2 separate regions of the Homo sapiens genome follow, and region 2 is linked to region 1. A link is a loop called in an ENCODE intact Hi-C map of the cell type or tissue named here. Cell type or tissue: GM12878. All regions are shown on one strand. Each heading gives the region's core, and the rest is flanking DNA. Links, peaks and the distances in the headings are about the cores only.

Region 1 (6,051 bases), core at 1,843-4,342:
ATCTCTGCAGAGCGCTATTAGTCAGAGACAGCTGGTCAGCCCAAAACACAAAAACTCAAAAGATCAGATCTTCTTAGGAATTAACATCTTCATTAACCAACAAGAATTTAGTGTGGCAGAGATTACATCCAACAACTGCGTTCTTCATGAGCTGTCCCTTCACTGATACCAAGCTGTGCAAATGTGTGAACTAGTTAGCAACCCCAGAAAGCTCATGCAACTACTCACCACATTTTAACCTTCAACTGACTCACAAACTCAATGTTAAATTAAACTTAGGGGTAACGTAAGCAAGCAAAATAGGACATGAGGAGTCAAATTTGAAATGCAGAGCAAGTAGCAGAAAGGTTATTTAAAATAAATCAATATGGTTAACTGCACAAAATAGCCAAAAAGAAATGCAATTCACTCCAAAAATTTTAAAAGCAAAAACAAATCAAAATGAAAGCTGCATTTCAAGCAAAATTTGCACGTGATTAATTTGCATTAAAAAAATAGTCAATCAAGCGATTTAGTTCAAATTCTTTGGGACATGCATACACTGATTCTCTTATGCAATTCCTACCTGATTTCCAACTGTGGTTTTCTTGTGAACCTGACTGCTCCTCTGCTGAGCACTGAGAAAAGCAAAGGAAAGCAGCACTGAAGAGACACATATAATTTTTTCCTAAACAAGTAACAAATACTAAAATTTATACAGGCTTTAAAAAAAAAATCAATGGAGACAGACCTAATACCAAAATTCCAGGTCAGTTTAATTCTGGAAGCAAAACCAACTCAATGGGACTCCTAATAGCACATAACTCCTAGTAGCATATAAACCAAAAATATAATAACACCACTTAAAGAAAAGCTGCATTGTAACATTAATAACATACGAGTTGACATATTTGCAGTGTCTCACAGGTACAGAGGAGAGTTGTAATGGAAATTAAGTTAATGATTATTGAGTATATGCCATGTTCTAAGTGCTTTATCGATATTAATCATTTTTATTCTCACAGCAACCCCATGAAGCAGTTACGATTATTCTTCTTGTTTCATAGATGAGGAGAGAAGCTAAGTGACTTTCCCAAAATCACTCAGCTAATAAGTGGTAGTACCAAGTAGCATGGCTCCGCATCACAAACTCTTTGTGATATTGTCCAGTCTCACTGCTTTGAATTCCAATATATTCTGACAACTCCTTTAATGCATCTCTGGTTTGGATCTGCCATGTAGATCCAAATATGTATGAGTCCCAACTCTGGACTTATTGATGTTTTTAACAACTTAACCTCATCACTTGGGTATTTAATGGGCATATCATTCTTAATATTTCAAAACTAAACTCCTGAAATCCCCCCTAAAATCTGTTCCACCCACAGTCTTCCTTCCTCCTCTTAACTAATGGCAATTCTATACCATACATTCAAGTTCCTTGGCCAAAATCTTTGTCTCCTCTTTCTCTCACAACCCATATCCGACCATCAGAAAATGCTGTCGACTACTTTCTTATAATAAATTTAACATTTAACCATCTTTTCATCACTTCCATTGGTCCCACCTTGGTCCAAGACACTGCCATCCCTCATCTGGATTACTGTAATCATTTATTCTCTGGTCTCTGCTTCCACACTTGTCTCCCTGAAGTCTATTCTTAACAGACACCAGAGTGATACTTTCAGAAGGACTATGTTAACTCTTCTGCTCGAAACCGTGTACTGCATCAACACCATTCCATTTAATGGTAAAAACCAAAGTCCATACAAGGGTCTACAAGGCCCTACTCAAGCAACCCCCACTACTGCCTCTTTGACTCATCTCCTCCTACCCTTCACCTTGTTCCCTGAAGAGTTCCAGCCACACTGGCATCTGCTCTTTTTCAAACCCACCCAATACACTCCCATTTAGAGCCTTCAGGCAAGCTAGCTCCCTAGGATGTACTTCCCGCTTTCATCTGCATGGTTCCCAACATCTCTTTCAAGTCTTCATTCAAATCCTTCTTTTCAGTTAGGACTACTCTGACCACCCTATTTATAACCGCATCCCTCCCTTCCTCCAAGACTATCATCCCCTTTACCCTGTTTGATTTTTCTGTCTGGCATTTCTCACCTTCCGATACACTACACGGTGTATTTATTTTTTGTGTTTGTCTGCCCTTTTCCATTAGACTGTAAGCTCCTAATGAGCAGGGGTTTGCGTCTGTTTTGTTCACTGCTATATCCCCAGGGCCTGCAAAGGACATGGCACATGGTTGGTTTCATGAAATATCTGTTCGATGAAAAGCCCAATGAAGTTGATGCCATTATAACCCTCATTTTAGACATAAGCACAGAGGGTTAAAAGCCAGAAAGGACTCCAACAACTTAACAACAGAGCCCACACGTTTCATCACTAGGTTACTCTATCCCTCAAAAGGACAAAGGCTTTCTTTTGGTGGATCCATGAATAAACACGTATCAATATAAGAAACACAACTCATTTTGGTTATTCTGGGAAGATCAGCAATACTCAGTATTCTTACAGATTGTTTAATAGTTTATGGAAGCTGTTTTGGAGATCAATGAAATGGTCTAAAATAGAGAAAAGGGAGACTAAAGCTCTCAGTCAACTGTTTAAAGTGATGGGATGTTGTGCTGCAGTAACAAGTTAGAAATCAACACCACACTTAGAACAGCTGATCAAAATAAGTTTTTAATAAACTCCTCTGATACATTTAAGCTGCTTTCCTTCACTCAAACTCATGAAAAAACACTGCATTCAACTGAAGGTGGGCAGGGGGTGGGTGGTGAAAGGCCATACTGTATTTGGTTGCTAAAAATATTTTGTGTATATATTTTTTTCCAATTTAAAATTTGCTAATTTCAACTTCTTCCTTCCTTGTTTTTTATTTTTCCAGCTTTCTGTTAAATGGTTAATCCTCTTAATTACGATGAAATTATTTCCTCTTTAACCATTTCTCTGAACAATCTAAATCTACATTATTCAGGTCTTGTAGGTGAGGCTGTGAAAGAGGTAACCAGGATCCAATGTGCCCACACCGCCCTCTGGCTGCCCTCATGCCCTGGCGCACACAGCGTCTTGAGTAGCACTCTCCTAAGGGCTTCGGATCTCCTCCTTACTTTCTTTTTCCACATTAAATGTCACTTTTCCAGCACCCTCCAGGCTTCCTGCTCTTCCAGGAATGCATGAGAAAACTACTATTATAATGAGATCATGACACCTTCATAGGTTATGTTTATCTCTTCCAAGCACCATAATTGTGTTTTAGGAGTAATGTTTTCACTGAAACACTGACTAGTGGTGAAAACCTGTGATAGACCCACAGGTGCTTCCTTTGAACAAATTATTGTAGACCCTAAAATTATGTATCAGTCCCCTTCAAATCACTTAAGGGAAAAGAAGTTGAATGTAAAGCAAAAGCCGCAAAGATCGTTAATGACTCCTTTGCTACCTTAGGTGAAAAGTTTGATCAAAATGGACTTCAGTCGCTCAGCTATAAAATGTGTATATGTGTGTCATAAAGGAGACAGACAGAAACAGAGACAGAGAGGAGGGCTAGAGGACTAAACAAGTTGTTTCTTAGGTTCCTTTTAGGTCCAATATTCCTTGAGATGCAAAATTACTCTCAGAAGCTTATAAGCTACACTAGATAAAGACAATGTCCATTGACAGTTTCCATCTGTGAAATAATGCATATTTAGGATCTACCACTTGTAAGAATATGCCAAAGGAAAAGTAGATTTACTTTATAAGCCAATCTCAAATATTAGAGTTAGAAAAAACACTAAGTTGCCTCTATTTTCCACCTAAAGAATCTTTTTGCAGCAATTGGCCCCATAAACTTAAACATTCTGTTGCTAATGATGTATTTAGCTACTTGAAGTTACTTCAAAAGCAACAACAACAAAAAAAGCTGCCTGCTTAGAATACATTCTTTCTCATAATTCTTCTGCATAATAATTGAACTGAGAGTATTTCAAAACATTTATTTAAAAATATGTTCCTTAAAAAACCTGTAAGGACTTGCAAGTTAACTTGAGCCCTTGGACATGTTCTTGGATATAGTTACTTAACCAATTAACTCTGAAATATTATAAAACATACCTATGTATGGTGTTTTAGTTTAACATAAATCAAAAACTATAGGGCACGAACTCCGTAGCATATAAAAATATGAATAAGGTATAGTTCTTGTTATCAAAAGCCTACAATTTGTCTGGTACAAGTAATGATATGCATACACAAAACAAAAATAACAAATAAAAAATAAAATCCATATTAATAAACATGTGAGGATGTAATAGAAAGCAAAAACAAAGTGCTTCTGTTTTAAATGTGGGATATAATTACCCATATCTTCTCATATGTGTGTGCGTGTGTGCACGCACATTTGTCGTTTGTCATATAAATTCCTACTACACACAAGTCACTGTGGAAGGCTTTGCCAGAACACTAAAACGTAGAACCAAATTGGTGTATGCTGAGACATAATGATTCTAAAAGTATATAACAAGAAGTTTAAACTTCTATAAAAATAAGAGTACATTAGAAGACAATCAGAGAACCCCTAATGTTATCTCTTGGCTCAAAACTTTTTTGCACAGTGTCCTATCCTTGTCTATGATGTGTGACCATTTATCAAATAAATCCTATACCATTGTAATTTCTCTGAATGTTCAGGGACAAGAAATATAATTTCAGATGATATGATCTGAACTGTTTGTAGCAAACTTGAAAAGAAGATAAACTTTAATAAAGGAAAACAAATGACTACGTTCCAAGAGAATAGACTGGTATTAGCAAAGCCAGGAAGTAGAAAGATGAGGCATATGGGGAAGTTGTGGAGAGTAAAACTATTATGGTAGAATTATCCAATCATAGACTGGGGTTTGTAAGTGATCTTAAAAGCCATCTAGTATAATAACTGTACGTTGGGGCCAGTTATGGAGAATTTGGCTGTTACTCTGAAGGCAGCAGAAAACATTCCATGTTTCTGTGCCAGCAAGTGACATGATCAAGGCAATGTTTTAGTACAAATTAGTTCCCTGAAATGCATAGTATTGACTCAAGCAGAGAAGACAGGAAGCAGTCAGCCCAGACCCCCTGTCTCTGACTATTGGAGTCCTGTCCAGTCTTAAAACTCCAATCAAGCATCATGCCTGAATTATGCCTTTTTAGAAACCTCCAGTTATCTCTCCTTTTCATGCACTCCCAAAGCCTTGGTCTGTGCCTGTATTTTATAAACAAGATTGTAAGTTGGGTTTCCAACAATGCCTGCTCCTTGATAGTCAAGAGCATCAATCTTGGTATTTCTACCTCTCTCATCACTGACATTACCTAGCAGAGGGTTTATGGTAGTATCTTAAGAAATACGTATGGAATTCTGTTTTGATGCCAGGGTTATTTACAACCAGACTATCAATGATCATCTGTACTAGGAAACCTAAATAATTTGAAGAAGCATATCATAGGCATGTGTTAAAGCAAAAGTATGGTACAGTTAGGGATCCCAAAGTGGTCAGACTGGCTGCAGCATGGACTTAGGGAGTAGAGTAGAAAGGAATAGTAACAATAGAATAGGCTGAAGAGGTAAACAAGATACAGATTATAGAGAGCCTTGGAAATTACATTAATAAGTTTAGACTTTATTCTGAAAGTAACAGAGAATCTCAGAAGGAATGAGAAAGAGGATGACAGGGGTACAGAGAGACTGTTGTAGTAACTCAAGTAAGAGAAGACTAACTTTAGTAGTGGCAATGATGATAGAAAGAAATAGATGAATTCAAAAAATATTATGGAGATAGAATCACATGAACTTGGTAAAGATGGATGGAGACAAAGATATGAGGGGAACAAGGAGCAAAGAATAGGACTGGGAGGTGCCATCCACAGAAAGTGGGAACAACATAGAAGTTAAAAATTATAAGAGCAGATGAGGAGTTTAGTTTGGGACTAGAAGGTTGAGGCTTCTCTAGGATATATAAGTAGAGATGTCCAATAGACATCTGAATATGGTACATAGTCCAGTGAAAAGTCTTGAAATGAAGATCTAGATTTGGAGTCATC
Region 2 (6,051 bases), core at 2,064-4,563, 250 kb before region 1:
AGCCATACTGACTGGTATGAGATGCTATCTCATTTTGGTTTTGATTTGAATTTCTCTTCTCTAATGATTAGTGATGTTGAACATTTTTTCATATGCTTATTGGCTGGATGTATCTTCTTTTGAGAAGTGTCTGTGTGTGTCCTTTGTGTACTTTTTAATGGGATTGTTTGGTTTTTGCTTGTAAATTTGTTTAAGAAGTTCCTTATAGACACTGGTTTGGTTTTATTGCAATTGCTTTTGGCGTCTTCGTCAGGAAATATTTGCAAATTCCTATGTCCAGAATGGTATCGCCTAAGTTATCTTCCAGGGTTTTTATACTTATAGATTTTACATTTAGGTCTTTAATCCATCTTGAGTTAATTTTCGTTTATGGTGAAAGAAGGGGCCCAATTTCAATCTTCTGCATATAGCTAGCCAGTTATCCTAGGTCCAGTTAGGGAATAGGGAGTCCTTTCCCCAATGCTTTTATCAGCTTTGTTGAAAATTAGATGGCTGAAGGTGTGCAGCATTATTTCTGGGCTCTCTATTCTGTTCCATTAGTCTATACGTCTGTTTTTGTACCAGTACAATGCCGTTTTGATGACTGTAGCCCTGCAGTATAGCTTGAAGTTGGGTAACATGATGCATCCAGCTTTATTCTTTTTGCTTAGGATGGCCTTGGCTATTCAGGATCATTTTTGGTTTATCTGAATTTTATACTAGATTTTTCCAATTCTGTGAAGAATACTACTGGTAGTTTAATAGGAATAGCATTGAGTCTACAAATTGCTTTAGGCAGTATGGCCATTTTAATGATATTGATTATTCCTATCCATAAGTATGGAATTTGCTTCCATTTTCTTGTGTCATCTCTGATTCCTTTTAGCAGTGTTTTGTAATTCTCATTGTAGAGATCTTTCACCTCCCTGGTTAGTTGTATTCCTAGGTATTTTATTCTTTTTGTGGCAGCTGTGAATGGGATTGATTTCCTGATTTGGCTCTTGGCTTGGATGTTGTTGGTGTGGGAATACTGATTTTTGTATGTTGATTTTGTATCCTGAAACTTTGCTGAAGTTGCTTATCAGCTCAAGGAGCTTTTGGGCAGAGACTATGGGGTTTACTAGGCATTGATGGCACATATTTCAATAATAAGAGCCATCTCTGACCAACCCACAGTCAACAACATACTGAATGGACAAAAGCTGGAAGCACTTCCCTGAAAACCAGCAGAAGACAAGAATGCCCTCTCTCCCAACTCCTATTCAACACAGTATTGGAAGTCTTGGCCAGAGCTATCAGGCAAGAGAAAGAAATAAAAGATATCCAAATAGGAAGAGGAAGTCATACTGTCCCTGTTTGCAGATGACATAATTCTGAAAACCCCATAGTCTATCTAGAAAACACCATAGTCTCTGCTTCCCCCTTCCCCAACTGAAATGTCTCATTGCATTGATTTAGTGAAGGGAAATTCTACTCCATGAATCAATGAAATGTGCTTAACACAATTTATTCTAATTTATTCTTCACTTTGTGTCATGAAGATCGTAAAGTTCATAGTGAATGCACCATGTTTGTCAGTGACCCATCAGGAAAAGCTCCTAAGAATGGTCAGCATAAACCTCAATGGTGATCTTGTAAAGCAGACCAGTGGGAGCTAGGCAGGGGACCAGTATGGGAGACAGAAACTGAAGTTAGGACCAGCTATGCGGACCAAGTAGTGCTTCTCCTATGGAAACAGAAACTGAGACCAGCAATGGGGACAGAGCGGTGCTGCTTCCATGGAGTAGAGGCTGTCAACCTACATTTATAATACAAGGGAATATGTTGACCTACATCTGATTCTGATTACATCCTAAATTCCCAGAAGGAATCTAACCCAAAAGATTGGGAAGGGGCACAGTTTTCATTTGCATCATCATCTATTCCTTAAAACTCTCCTTGGTTCAGGTCCTTGCCACCTCTCTCCTTAAATACTATGACTCTCCTTGGCTCTCCTTAACTAGTACTACTTCTGGCTCCCACTAAATCCATTCTTCATACAGCTGCTAGATTGCACAATCTAAAACACCACTCTGACCTTTCATAGCTTCTTGATGGCACTGGATGAAGTATACTATCTTTAGTGATTGGACTCCTTGCCTATTGTCCAGGCATATGTCCCACCACACCTGACCTCACAAATCAGGTGTCATGCATTATGACCCAGTGAACCCTGAGCACACCTTTCTATCACCCTCTATTGTAAACTTCTGTTCTATAGTGAGCTCCTTAAGAACAGAAATCATGACTGACTTAGTAATCTTTTATTCTTAGCACCTAGCAGGTGCTCAATAAAAAATTGTTGAACAGAACTGATGTGAGGTGAGAGAAGCAATAAATGACATCAAACTCCAACAGGCAGGACAAGCAGGGAGGATATATGAAAGACGGTGGGCTTGTAGGCTTCTTTCACATATCAACTGGGAGGTGACTCAGGAAGATCTAGGCAGACACACTGAATCCCCAAGCTGGGGGAAGATTCGGAATCTGTTGCCCTAAAATATAGCTAAACACCAAGTGTTTGTTACACCTCTGGGTGCTTTGGCCCGTAAGCATAGCATGACAAAATCTATTTCAAACTGCACGATTTTGAGGAGCCCTTGGTTCCCAAACAGGTGACTGACTGGCTAATGCTGATAATGAGGCCAGGGCAAGGGCAAAGGTGTTTGACAGAGATGAGGTTGCTAAGGTGATATGAGCTAATGTGAATGTTCTAGAAACATATTGGTGAGAAAATAAACAGAAATAAAAAGGTAACACAGTTTGAAGTTGGGTAAAAATTTTCAAGAACAGCATTTTCATGGTGCTTCCTTCCCCCAAGTGTGGCAGATGCAAGCATTCAATACACTGAGAAGTCAGGAATGAAATTTAGTTAGAGGTAGACTGTAAAATAATCCCAAGAGGAAAAGCTTTTTACACATTGAAAAGCAACAACTTAACATATCAAAATACGACCAAATATTTCACAGTGAGATGTTCCCCCCAACTTTTCTTCAATAGTAATCAAACTTTCTTTTTTATTTAGAAAACCAAATGTCAATGAACATCATGATCAAGAGAAACTGTGAATACACCTTTGAACAAGTTAATATTATTTAGTAGAATAATTCTAAAAAGCAAGAATGTTAAAAGAAAGAAAACTAAAACTATACACCTGCACAAACAAACTTTCTACTATTTACGTGTGTCAAGTTCAGATGCACTTTCATTCTGGATTTAAAACCATAATGAAGGATTGATTATACACTTAGGTTCATCTGAAAAACTCCCTGAAAGTTTTCAGAGCTACTTAGCAGAAAAGTACAAAGAGATATGGTAATGACTTCTTTGAACAAACAAATATACAGAAAAGAGTGAGTTAATATGAGCTCTCAGGGCGCACCTGGTGGGCTGTGGCTGCTCTGATCCTGTGCCACAGAGAAATGCACTAGGCTTCTCTATATCATCCTTCCAGCCTGGGGATTGCCAACAGTCGTTTTCAATGAGGAAATGGAATGACTCCCCACCATCAGTGTTAAAGCTGTGAACAGAATCCATTCACAGGCTCCTAAGCTACTGGAAAAATGATTTGCTATTGCTCACAGCTGACAGGGACTTGGGAAGGATGTGATTCGAAAGCTGAATTTCTGGTAAACCCAGACTTAGGGCATGATTCTCACTATTACATCAATGTGCTTCACAGTAAAATCAAAGGCTATGGGTTTAAAAATTCTCCTCAATGGTAACGGAAGGAAAATAGTCATAGCTTTTGTAATTTACACTCTGGCTGCTGTTAGTACCTAGCACAGTAATTTCAAAACTTTAGAGGTTATCAAAATTACTCTGGCAGTTTGTTTAAAATGAATACTCCCAGGCGGGGTGCAGTGGCTCACGCCTGTAATCCCAGCACTTTGGGAGGCTGAGGCAGGTGGATCACCAGGTCAGGAGTTCGAGACCAGCCTGGCCAACATGATGAAACCCCGTCTCTACTAAAAATACAAAAATCAGCCGGGCTTGGTGGCGGGCGCCTGTGGTCCCAGCTACTTGGGAGGCTGAGGCATGAGAATCGCTTGAACCTGGGAGGTGGAGGTTGCAGTGAGCCAAGATTGCACCATTGCACTCCAGCCTAGGGGACAAAAGCCAGACTCTGTCTCAAAATAATAAAATAAAATAAAATAAAATAAAATAAAATAAAATAAAATAAAATAAAATAAAATAAAAATAAAATAAAATAAAATAAAATAAAATGAATACTCCCAAGCCATATTCCCAGATATTCCAATTCAGAAGACTTGGGATTAGCCCAGGAGTTTGCATTTTTAATTAGCAACTTGGCTATGTCTGATGCAAGGCAGATGGCCCACTTTGAGAAAACTTGAGCTAGTGGACACTCATGGTCTCTTCCCTATTCTTCAACAGTGTTCCCAACTGAACATTGATACTATTCTACAAGATGGTGACAGGTGTGATTTTCTTAAAAAGTGTGTTATTTGATCAAATAAATTCAGGAATTACGGTGTTAAAAACTTTTACATGTTTCTTTATCCCTGTTTTTCTCAAATACTTTAAAATGCTAATATACTTTGTGTATCACCAGAAGGGAGATGCAGAACACAATGTAACTTAAATGTTTTGGATAATGGAATCTTCTTCTCTTCTTTTTAAATAGTCTGAGCATACTTTGGGAAGCACTGCTATAGAGAATGTTCATCTAAGAAAATATAACAGCAGAGAACGACTGAGATGTGTAATCTGTAATCTCTGTGGAACTGGTTTAGTAGTAGGGTATATGAAAATACAGTGTTTAGGGAAGACTGGAATAAGATGCCAGGCCACAAACAAATTCTGAATGTAAAAGCCAGGCCATAAATAACTCAGCAATAGGTAGCCCTAATGATGCCTATCAGGGCCTTATTAAATAGTAAAGTCCTTGGTAAATGGTAAGCTTGGAAAAGGGGTGATATTTGGAGAATGAGGATAACATTGGGAGTCAGAAAAACTATTGGTTCCAGAATCACAGAAGGCACTTTGACAAAGATGAAAACATCATGCAAGTACAAAAAATAATGATAGCCGATACATTGGAAGATAGCCAATACATTTTGAGAATTAAGTTTGTTCCTTGCACTATTCTACATATTTCACAAATATTAACTCATTTAGTCCTCGTGAGGTAGATTGTCATCAAGCTCCATTTAATGAATGAGGAGAGAGGATCAGAGTCACTTGCACAAAGTCACCCAACTAGTTAGCAGCAGAGCTGGGATTTGAGCTCTGACTGGCACTTTAAAACTCTGCATTCCCTTATCCCTCTAATTAGAGTCAATAGGTGTGCAGTTGCAGTTAAAGAAGACTATCTGAGAGGAGGGACTTTTTTTTTTTTTTTTAAAGGTAAAGACACGATCAAACTGCCAAGGATTAAATAAGAAGGTAAAAGAAAACATTGTAGGCTGTGATTAGGTAAGATATCAGGAATGTGAACCAGCTCTAGATTTAAGGAAAGTAAACTGATGACATGAATCAAAACTTTATAATTTGTAGTAATAATTTTTAAAAATGTAATATATAAATTATAAAATTTATATATATAAATTATAATTATAGAAAACCTTTAATTGTGTATTTCCTGTGACACTTTTCTCTTCTATAAATCTACCCTAAGGAAATAATCAGAAATGTAGATGAGAAATTATGCATAAAGATGTTTATTCTAAATTTGTATACAATAATAAATTAGGTTGAAATTGAGTATAAACATTAGAAAGTGCATTAACGCTAGACTTAACCCTGGGTTTAATCAAATCCTGATGCGTTCACTTATTAGATGTGTGACCTTTGGCCAGTTTGCTAACTTTGCTAAGCTTCATGCTCTTTCTCTCTAAAATGGAGATTCTCAACAGCAGTACTACTGACATTTTAGACGGATCATTCTTTGTGTGGGGGGCTGTCCTGTGCCTTATAGGGTGTTTAGCAGCATCTCTGGCCTATACCCACTAGATAGTAGCACCCCCAACCCGGCTGTGACAATCAAATATGTCTTTAGACATTGCTAAA

The links. Hi-C counts contacts between places; a loop is a spot of excess contacts. Peaks named below come from ENCODE experiments on the same cell type or tissue, not always from the same donor. Only the 100,000 strongest peaks of a DNase experiment are listed, where the experiment ranks them.
Region 2: a loop joins it to region 1, with 8 times the contacts of the local background. A loop is called at or near these places in 4 of 110 quality-filtered maps.

Annotation. Positions count from the first base shown.
Region 1 is chr1:172,087,390-172,093,440 of GRCh38, reverse strand. DNM3 (dynamin 3) reads right to left here. Exons shown (of 21, transcript NM_015569.5): 13 at 566-617. Among named protein-coding and RNA genes, the nearest start is that of MIR3120, 48 kb to the left of the region's middle. In GM12878, for the core only: a CTCF peak has its summit at 3,028; a DNase peak (open chromatin) is centred at 3,020.
Region 2 is chr1:172,336,034-172,342,084 of GRCh38, reverse strand. The region is part of intron 17 of DNM3 (dynamin 3); the gene reads right to left. Among named protein-coding and RNA genes, the nearest start is that of C1orf105, 82 kb to the left of the region's middle. In GM12878, for the core only: no CTCF peak of the experiment used is centred there; a DNase peak (open chromatin) is centred at 3,539; H3K4me3 peaks cover 543 bases; H3K27ac peaks cover 2,364 bases.